Linked DNA regions of Homo sapiens: region 2 is linked to region 1. A link is a contact called in ENCODE Hi-C or POLR2A ChIA-PET data. All regions are on one chromosome and are shown on one strand. Each heading gives the region's core, a stretch centred on a gene start or an enhancer-like site at or near the end of the contact. The rest is flanking DNA. Distances are from core to core; before and after follow the strand shown. Region 1 holds the start of KRT5 (keratin 5). Region 2 holds the start of KRT6B (keratin 6B).

What was found. Hi-C counts contacts between places; a loop is a spot of excess contacts on that map. ChIA-PET counts read pairs that join two places held with the same protein, here RNA polymerase II (POLR2A). Pooled maps may share reads with other maps.
Region 2: a loop to region 1 is called in a map of mammary epithelial cell, with 4 times the contacts of the local background. The contact joins the promoter of KRT6B here to the promoter of KRT5 in region 1. A Hi-C loop is called at or near these places in 4 of 168 maps with a recorded cell type or tissue (MCF 10A, PC-9 and mammary epithelial cell) and 2 of 50 pooled maps. POLR2A ChIA-PET finds 5 or more read pairs at or near these places in 1 of 52 experiments (MCF 10A).

Annotation. Positions count from the first base shown.
Region 1 is chr12:52,519,144-52,522,942 of GRCh38, reverse strand. It overlaps KRT5 (keratin 5), which reads left to right and starts at 2,549. Exons shown (of 9, transcript NM_000424.4): 1 at 2,549-3,201; 2 at 3,783-3,799. The coding sequence starts at 2,647. RefSeq lists enhancers at 1-642, 3,462-3,799.
Region 2 is chr12:52,449,993-52,453,791 of GRCh38, reverse strand. KRT6B (keratin 6B) reads left to right here and starts at 1,646. Exons shown (of 9, transcript NM_005555.4): 1 at 1,646-2,253; 2 at 3,172-3,386; 3 at 3,720-3,780. The coding sequence starts at 1,714.

The DNA.
Region 1 (3,799 bases), core at 1,300-3,799:
GAAGCTGAGCAACATGTCCCACCAAGCCTGGGAACTGCCTCTGTGGGGTGCCCAGCAGGAAAGCTCCCTGGTGAGCCTAACACAATCCCTCCCTTCCTGCCACAGTGAAATTCCAGGCTGGGGTGGGACTCTCCCGAGCTGCAGTGGTGCTGGTGCCTGGCTCCCCACCAGGAGCGGCTCCATTATTTATACCTGTCCAGGTCTGGCATTGAGGGAGGGGCTGCCCTGCCTGCTCATGGGAGGATTCCCACGAAGCTCGGATAGAAGAGTGCTGCTGCTTCTCCCATGGAGCACCCACATGCTCCCTGCTCCCATGGAGCACCACACACTCACCGTTGGTCCCTGGCACATGGATCTGAGCTTGGCACACTCTAGCAATCCTCAGACTAGCCAGAACGCATTCCTGCTCTGCCAAGTCCTCTTTCTTCACAACACAGCTGGGAGGAGAATGAATGGGGAGAAGAGAATGTCCCAGTGTCTCAGGAGGGGTGGGGCTTCCCTGAGGGCAGTGAGGTCTGTACCCGGGACCTGTGAGTGTATGTGGTGGTGGGGATATACCCCGATATCGATCTTTGAGTGGAGCAGGAGCATCCCACTACGAGTCCTCAGACACTTGCTTCAGGCTTGGATCTGTTCTGTTCTATCAGGAGCCGAGGGTCCCCTGGTATGTCTCAGGCCTCCAGGACACTCACATCTGTTCTCCAGAAAGCAACCAAATGTGAAAATGGTGAGCTCAGCACAATTCATCTCTGAGGGTCTCAGAAATGCTCCAGCCAGGGAGGCCACCCAAACCATTTTGCTCAAGACCTGTAAGACCGGCTCCGGCCATTGGTCTGTCTGCCGAGATTGACCTGTCAGCTGCTTGCTCATCGCAGCCCTCTGGTGAGAAGTCACTGTTTCAGCTGATCCTCAGCACCAGGGAGTCATTTTCCCACTGCCTTGGCTTCCTTGTGGCCAACCGCAGGCCCTGGTGAGAGATTCCTGAGCCTGGGTCTGGTCCTGTTCTTCTACTCTTGAGAATATAGCCCCTCCTCCCTGAGGCTTTGAAGCCATCCCCATTGCATTCCTACCTCCAGCCTCGGGCCACAGGGCGCCCCCGAAACTCTGAACAGCCCAAGCACTGTCCTGCCTGAGAGCCCTGCTTCTATTTGGGGGACGGCAGAGAGGTGGCCCCACTCAGATCTGCTGCCAAAAAGAGTGGGTGTGGTTTAGAACAGACGTGTGTTAAAACCTCATCAGAAACCCCCTTTCCTCCACCTGGTGCCACAACCCCCCAGACAAGTTTTGCAGAGGGGATCTCAAAGGGCCCTCCCTAAAGCAGCTGGCAGATTGTCATGCCAGCTGCCTGGGCCCACAGGCCTGCTCTGGCTAGCCTTTCTGGCAGGACAATCCATAGACTTAGAATCCCGTTTTCCATTGCCTTGGCCCTGAAGGAGGCTGTGGGCTACAGCATAGAGAAAGCAGAGCAAGTCCCGCTGCTTGGAACAGGGTGGTTCGCCGTTATAACAGGCCGTCAGACTCTCAACATGTTCCTGATGAGATTAGAAGCTCCTGCAGGTATGTGTTTGTGGCGGCCTTCAGCCTGTATCAACACATACGATGACTCATTTCTTCCCTAGTGGAATAGAGCTTGCTGGAACACACCTGGGGGGCTGGGGAACCGGCAGAGTAGCTACCCCCAAAGAGAGACGCTATAGCCCATGAGTCTCAGGGTTTTTTTTTAAGGGATTGCATGGGATCCCCGGGTTTCCTAAACCCCCCACAGAGTCCTGCCCAGGCCAAAGAGCAAGGAAAAGGTCAAAGGGCAGAAAAAATGCTGAGTTAGGAGGAGCTATGGAAGGATAAACCTGGCCTTAAAGAGGTCAAAGTGGTTTATAGGGGGCGCTGAGGGCTTCCCACATTCTCTGGCCTAAACCTTGCAGGCAGATCTGCCCAGTGGGCTCTGGGATAGCTGTGCCTTCCCTAAGAAAAAAATTGTGCAGAAAAGGATGAAACTCTATTTTCCCTCTAGCACATAACCAAGAATATAAGGCTACAGATTGCCTTTCCCAGAGGGGAAAACCCTGCAGCAACCTGCTGCCTGGAAAAGTGTAAGAGCAGATCACTGGGGAATCGTTTGCCCCCCGCTGATGGACAGCTTCCCCAAGCTGGAAGGGCAGGTGCTCAGCATGTACCGTACTGGGATGGTTGTCAATACTCCTGGTCCTGTAAGAGTCCCCAGGACACTGGCCATGCCAATGCCCCCTCAGTTCCTGGCATCCTTTTTGGGCTGCTCACAGCCCCCAGCCTCTATGGTGAAGACATACTTGCTAGCAGCGTCACCAACTTGCTGCCAAGAGATCAGTGCTGCAAGGCAAGGTTATTTCTAACTGAGCAGAGCCTGCCAGGAAGAAAGCGTTTGCACCCCACACCACTGTGCAGGTGTGACCGGTGAGCTCACAGCTGCCCCCCAGGCATGCCCAGCCCACTTAATCATTCACAGCTCGACAGCTCTCTCGCCCAGCCCAGTTCTGGAAGGGATAAAAAGGGGGCATCACCGTTCCTGGGTAACAGAGCCACCTTCTGCGTCCTGCTGAGCTCTGTTCTCTCCAGCACCTCCCAACCCACTAGTGCCTGGTTCTCTTGCTCCACCAGGAACAAGCCACCATGTCTCGCCAGTCAAGTGTGTCCTTCCGGAGCGGGGGCAGTCGTAGCTTCAGCACCGCCTCTGCCATCACCCCGTCTGTCTCCCGCACCAGCTTCACCTCCGTGTCCCGGTCCGGGGGTGGCGGTGGTGGTGGCTTCGGCAGGGTCAGCCTTGCGGGTGCTTGTGGAGTGGGTGGCTATGGCAGCCGGAGCCTCTACAACCTGGGGGGCTCCAAGAGGATATCCATCAGCACTAGTGGTGGCAGCTTCAGGAACCGGTTTGGTGCTGGTGCTGGAGGCGGCTATGGCTTTGGAGGTGGTGCCGGTAGTGGATTTGGTTTCGGCGGTGGAGCTGGTGGTGGCTTTGGGCTCGGTGGCGGAGCTGGCTTTGGAGGTGGCTTCGGTGGCCCTGGCTTTCCTGTCTGCCCTCCTGGAGGTATCCAAGAGGTCACTGTCAACCAGAGTCTCCTGACTCCCCTCAACCTGCAAATCGACCCCAGCATCCAGAGGGTGAGGACCGAGGAGCGCGAGCAGATCAAGACCCTCAACAATAAGTTTGCCTCCTTCATCGACAAGGTGAGCTACGATCTTTTGTAAAAAATCACTGTGGGTCTGAAATAAATGCCAAAGAGAGAGAAAGAAGGAAGATGTTTTGGCTTTGTGCAAATACTTTTATAGTTGTACAGTTCTGTGTTTCCGTTTGTTTCTGTGCCCTGGATTTGTGGACACGTTCTGAATTAGACTGGCAGCTGGGAAGGGAGAATTATTTCTTCCCATTCAGAGGTTAGCTCACAAGGGCCTCTTAACAACTGTTGGACAGAGAGATGAATTTCATGCCATATATAAAGGGGCTGACTGTACAGGAAGGTAGACAAGTGCATGGGCAGCAGCCTGAGTGCCTTTGCAGCCACCCCTGAGCCGGGACACACTCCAAGCAGCACTCCTAGTGCTTTCTGTGCCCTGGATAGGTGTCCTATCTCCCCCTGGAAAAGTGAGTTTGGGTGCCTCAGTCTGCACCTCCCCTCCTGGGGCCCAGGGCCAGGCACAGTGCACAGAAAAGCTTTAGAGGGACGGAAAGAGGTGGGAGGCACCTTAGTGAGTTGATCATAGAACATGAAATCCAAGTTTCTCTATCTTCAAACCCTGCTCCCCTCCAGGTGCGGTTCCTGGAGCA
Region 2 (3,799 bases), core at 397-2,896, 68 kb after region 1:
GACATTGGTAAACAGACAGTAATGGACATTTGGGAGAAATGTCCTCGAATAACTGGGAAAAGCAAACAGCTATGAAAAAGAGACTAGAGACTGTTAAAAAGAGAATCAGAAAACATAGATGTGGGAGACAAAGCAGACACAACACAATCACAATTGAAAAAGACAATATTTTTATGTTTTGTACATATGAATACATGAAATATTTTATATACATAAAACACACTCAAACACATACACACAAAACATTCATGTATTTATTTATATACCTTTCTACAATGCAGGCTCCCTCTCTATATATGCCAACTCCCTCCACCTCTTCCTCACCCATACAAACACACGTTGACACAAACACATATGCACAGACATGTCACCCATGGCCCAGGAAAAGCACAGGAAAATATCCAAGTAAAGATACAAGGATACACAAGGAACTGCTAACATTACTTCCTCCATAGATAGGAATTGGGTAACTGGGGAATGGCCTTGAGCTATATTATTTTGTTGTTTAGCATGTTTTACAAAAAATTTTTTAAAACATGTATCATGTATTCAATTTGTAAACATGTAAATAATTGTGCAAATAGTACTATTCAAAATTTAAATGGGCAATCTACTACATTTACTTCTAGAATGTTTAAATATAGACAGAATCTTAATAAGCTTCTAATTTTAATATGAAATATGAAGGTTAGAGTCTCATATTAAAGGAAACAATAGGGGTATGCAATTAGAAAAATCCCAAGAATGAAAAAGTACAATGAACAGTTAACCTGTTTTATTTAACAAATAAAAGTAAGAAATGAAGGGAGATTTTTAAATTTCAATGATTTAAAGGATATATCACTCAAATACAACGTTTATAGAGCTTATTTTGACTCTGATTGGGACACCAAAATATAAGAAATATATATCAAAAATAGGACTGCTTGAAGACTAAATAGACACTTGTTCATTTTAATTAGTATGTAAATTTTTAAGATATAAAAATAGTGTTTTGATTTTTTAAAGGACCTATTATTTAGATATTAATATTGAATTATTGATTGAAGACATAATATGACTTCTGGAATTTCCTTTCAAACAATCTAGAATGGAAGAGGAAATAGGGTTGAAGTATGAAAGAAATCAGGCTGGCCATGAGATGATCATCATGGAAGCAGGTGACAGGTATATACAGGCCCATTGCAGTGTTCTGCTTCTCTACCTGTTTAAAATTGCACCTAAAAGGTGAAACAATTATGGGGAAATTGTAATATTTCTGTTAAGGAATTCACAATACAGTGCCTGTGATCTCCAACAGCAAGGCTGGAAGAAAGTCAGACTGGGAAGAGGAGGGCACTCAGGGCATGTCGATAAACAGCCTAGCATGCAGAACCTTTGCTGAAGACAGTGACTAATTCCAACTTCATGAATTGAGAATACTCTTATTGTGCTGAGATCTCAAGTCAAAGCTGGAGGCAGGAACATTTTGCCTGACTAAAGGAAGCGAAAAATGCAATCTCGGTATTTCATAACTTTTGTAATAATGCAGGTGTGATCTCACTATTTGTAAAGCCCAGCCCTTCCCAACCTGCAAGCTCACCTTCCAGGACTGGGCCCAGCCCATGCTCTCCATATATAAGCTGCTACTGGAGTCCGATTCCTCGTCCTGCTTCTCCTCCCTCTCGCCTCCAGCCTCTCACACTCTCCTAAGCCCTCTCATCTCCTGGAACCATGGCCAGCACATCCACCACCATCAGGAGCCACAGCAGCAGCCGCCGGGGTTTCAGTGCCAACTCAGCCAGGCTCCCTGGGGTCAGCCGCTCTGGCTTCAGCAGCATCTCCGTGTCCCGCTCCAGGGGCAGTGGTGGCCTGGGTGGCGCATGTGGAGGAGCTGGCTTTGGCAGCCGCAGTCTGTATGGCCTGGGGGGCTCCAAGAGGATCTCCATTGGAGGGGGCAGCTGTGCCATCAGTGGCGGCTATGGCAGCAGAGCCGGAGGCAGCTATGGCTTTGGTGGCGCCGGGAGTGGATTTGGTTTCGGTGGTGGAGCCGGCATTGGCTTTGGTCTGGGTGGTGGAGCCGGCCTTGCTGGTGGCTTTGGGGGCCCTGGCTTCCCTGTGTGCCCCCCTGGAGGCATCCAAGAGGTCACTGTCAACCAGAGTCTCCTGACTCCCCTCAACCTGCAAATTGACCCCGCCATCCAGCGGGTGCGGGCCGAGGAGCGTGAGCAGATCAAGACCCTCAACAACAAGTTTGCCTCCTTCATCGACAAGGTGAGCCAGTGCCATGCCCTCCATCGGGCACTTCAGGGTCCCCAGACCAGAAGAGCAACACCTTCCTGCCGGAGAGACCCTAGGAGGGAGGGAGAAGGGGACTCAGCCCAGCTCTGCAGAGAGTGCAGGTGGCTCTCGGTGCACAGGAGGCAGCACAGATGGGCATCACTCCCCCATGGGATATCTGGAGTGGCCCTCACTCCTGCCTAGGGAGAGCCATAACTTTTCATAACCCTGAAGCACAGATGAGGCCATCAGAGAGTGGAGTAGGTTAATTCTCCCCTCTGAAGTGTTTAAGAGATTACAAAGCAAATGCCAGGAGTATATGGGCTGGTAAATTACACTCTGGGGTCTGGGTAAGAGGAAAAAGATTTAGAAAGAAAAGGAAAAGATAATCTGGCTGGATTAAGAAAAAAAGGGACATAGAAACAACTGTAAAACATGGATAAATGCTAATTAATTTTAAAAACAGAGAATGACCATAACATCAGAATATTTGAGAGGAGACACTAAATGGGAAAGTAGACTGAAATGTAATCATGAGTCAACATCTAATATCCCTCCTAACTAAGATCCTCTCGGTAAAAAAAACTGTGTACAATATATCAGGTAATTAGTATTTTTAAACTAGATTTGTGATTGTGCTTGGAAAAAGAAAAGAAGAAATGTTGAAACTCACTGATGATCAATAGCTTACAGTGCGAGAACACCTCAGTGGTCCGTGGGACAATTTCTCTAGTGAGACTGGTGGGGTGCAAAGGAGAAGGAGTTGGGGGAGCAGAGCTCAGCCTGAGCCTCTCTACATGCACTGTAGTAGCCCAGCACCATGGGGACCTCCCAGACCTCCAGGAAACTGGATACCAGACACTTTCTCTGCCTTCCTTTTCCTGGAAAATGACCATTTTGCTTCCCCTCCAGGTGCGGTTCCTAGAGCAGCAGAACAAGGTTCTGGACACCAAGTGGACCCTGCTGCAGGAGCAGGGCACCAAGACTGTGAGGCAGAACCTGGAGCCGTTGTTCGAGCAGTACATCAACAACCTCAGGAGGCAGCTGGACAACATCGTGGGGGAACGGGGTCGTCTGGACTCGGAGCTGAGAAACATGCAGGACCTGGTGGAGGACCTCAAGAACAAGTGAGGACTCCATTTCCTGCAGCACACACTTCAAGACTATTGGGTGACCAGGGCCAGATGTGTGTAGGATTCCTAACAACCCATGTCCATGGAAATGAAAAGCACAAATTAGTCCCTAGGAGCAAACCTGCAAGAACCACAGATGGTTATGGGAGGATGGGGAGATTAAAGAAATGGCAAATTTAGTAGTAGCAAAATTCATCTCTTTGGCTCTCTGTGGCAGGAAAGCTCAATTAGAATATATTCCATTCAGGAAAATGTTGAATCCCAAGCTGCTTTTCTGTTTCATCCTACCCACTGGCTCAAATGTGTCCCATGCCTTTCTTCCTGTAGATATGAGGATGAAATCAACAAGCGCACAGCAGCAGAGAATGAATTTGTGACTCTGAAGAAGGTGAGCAGATGAAGCCAGG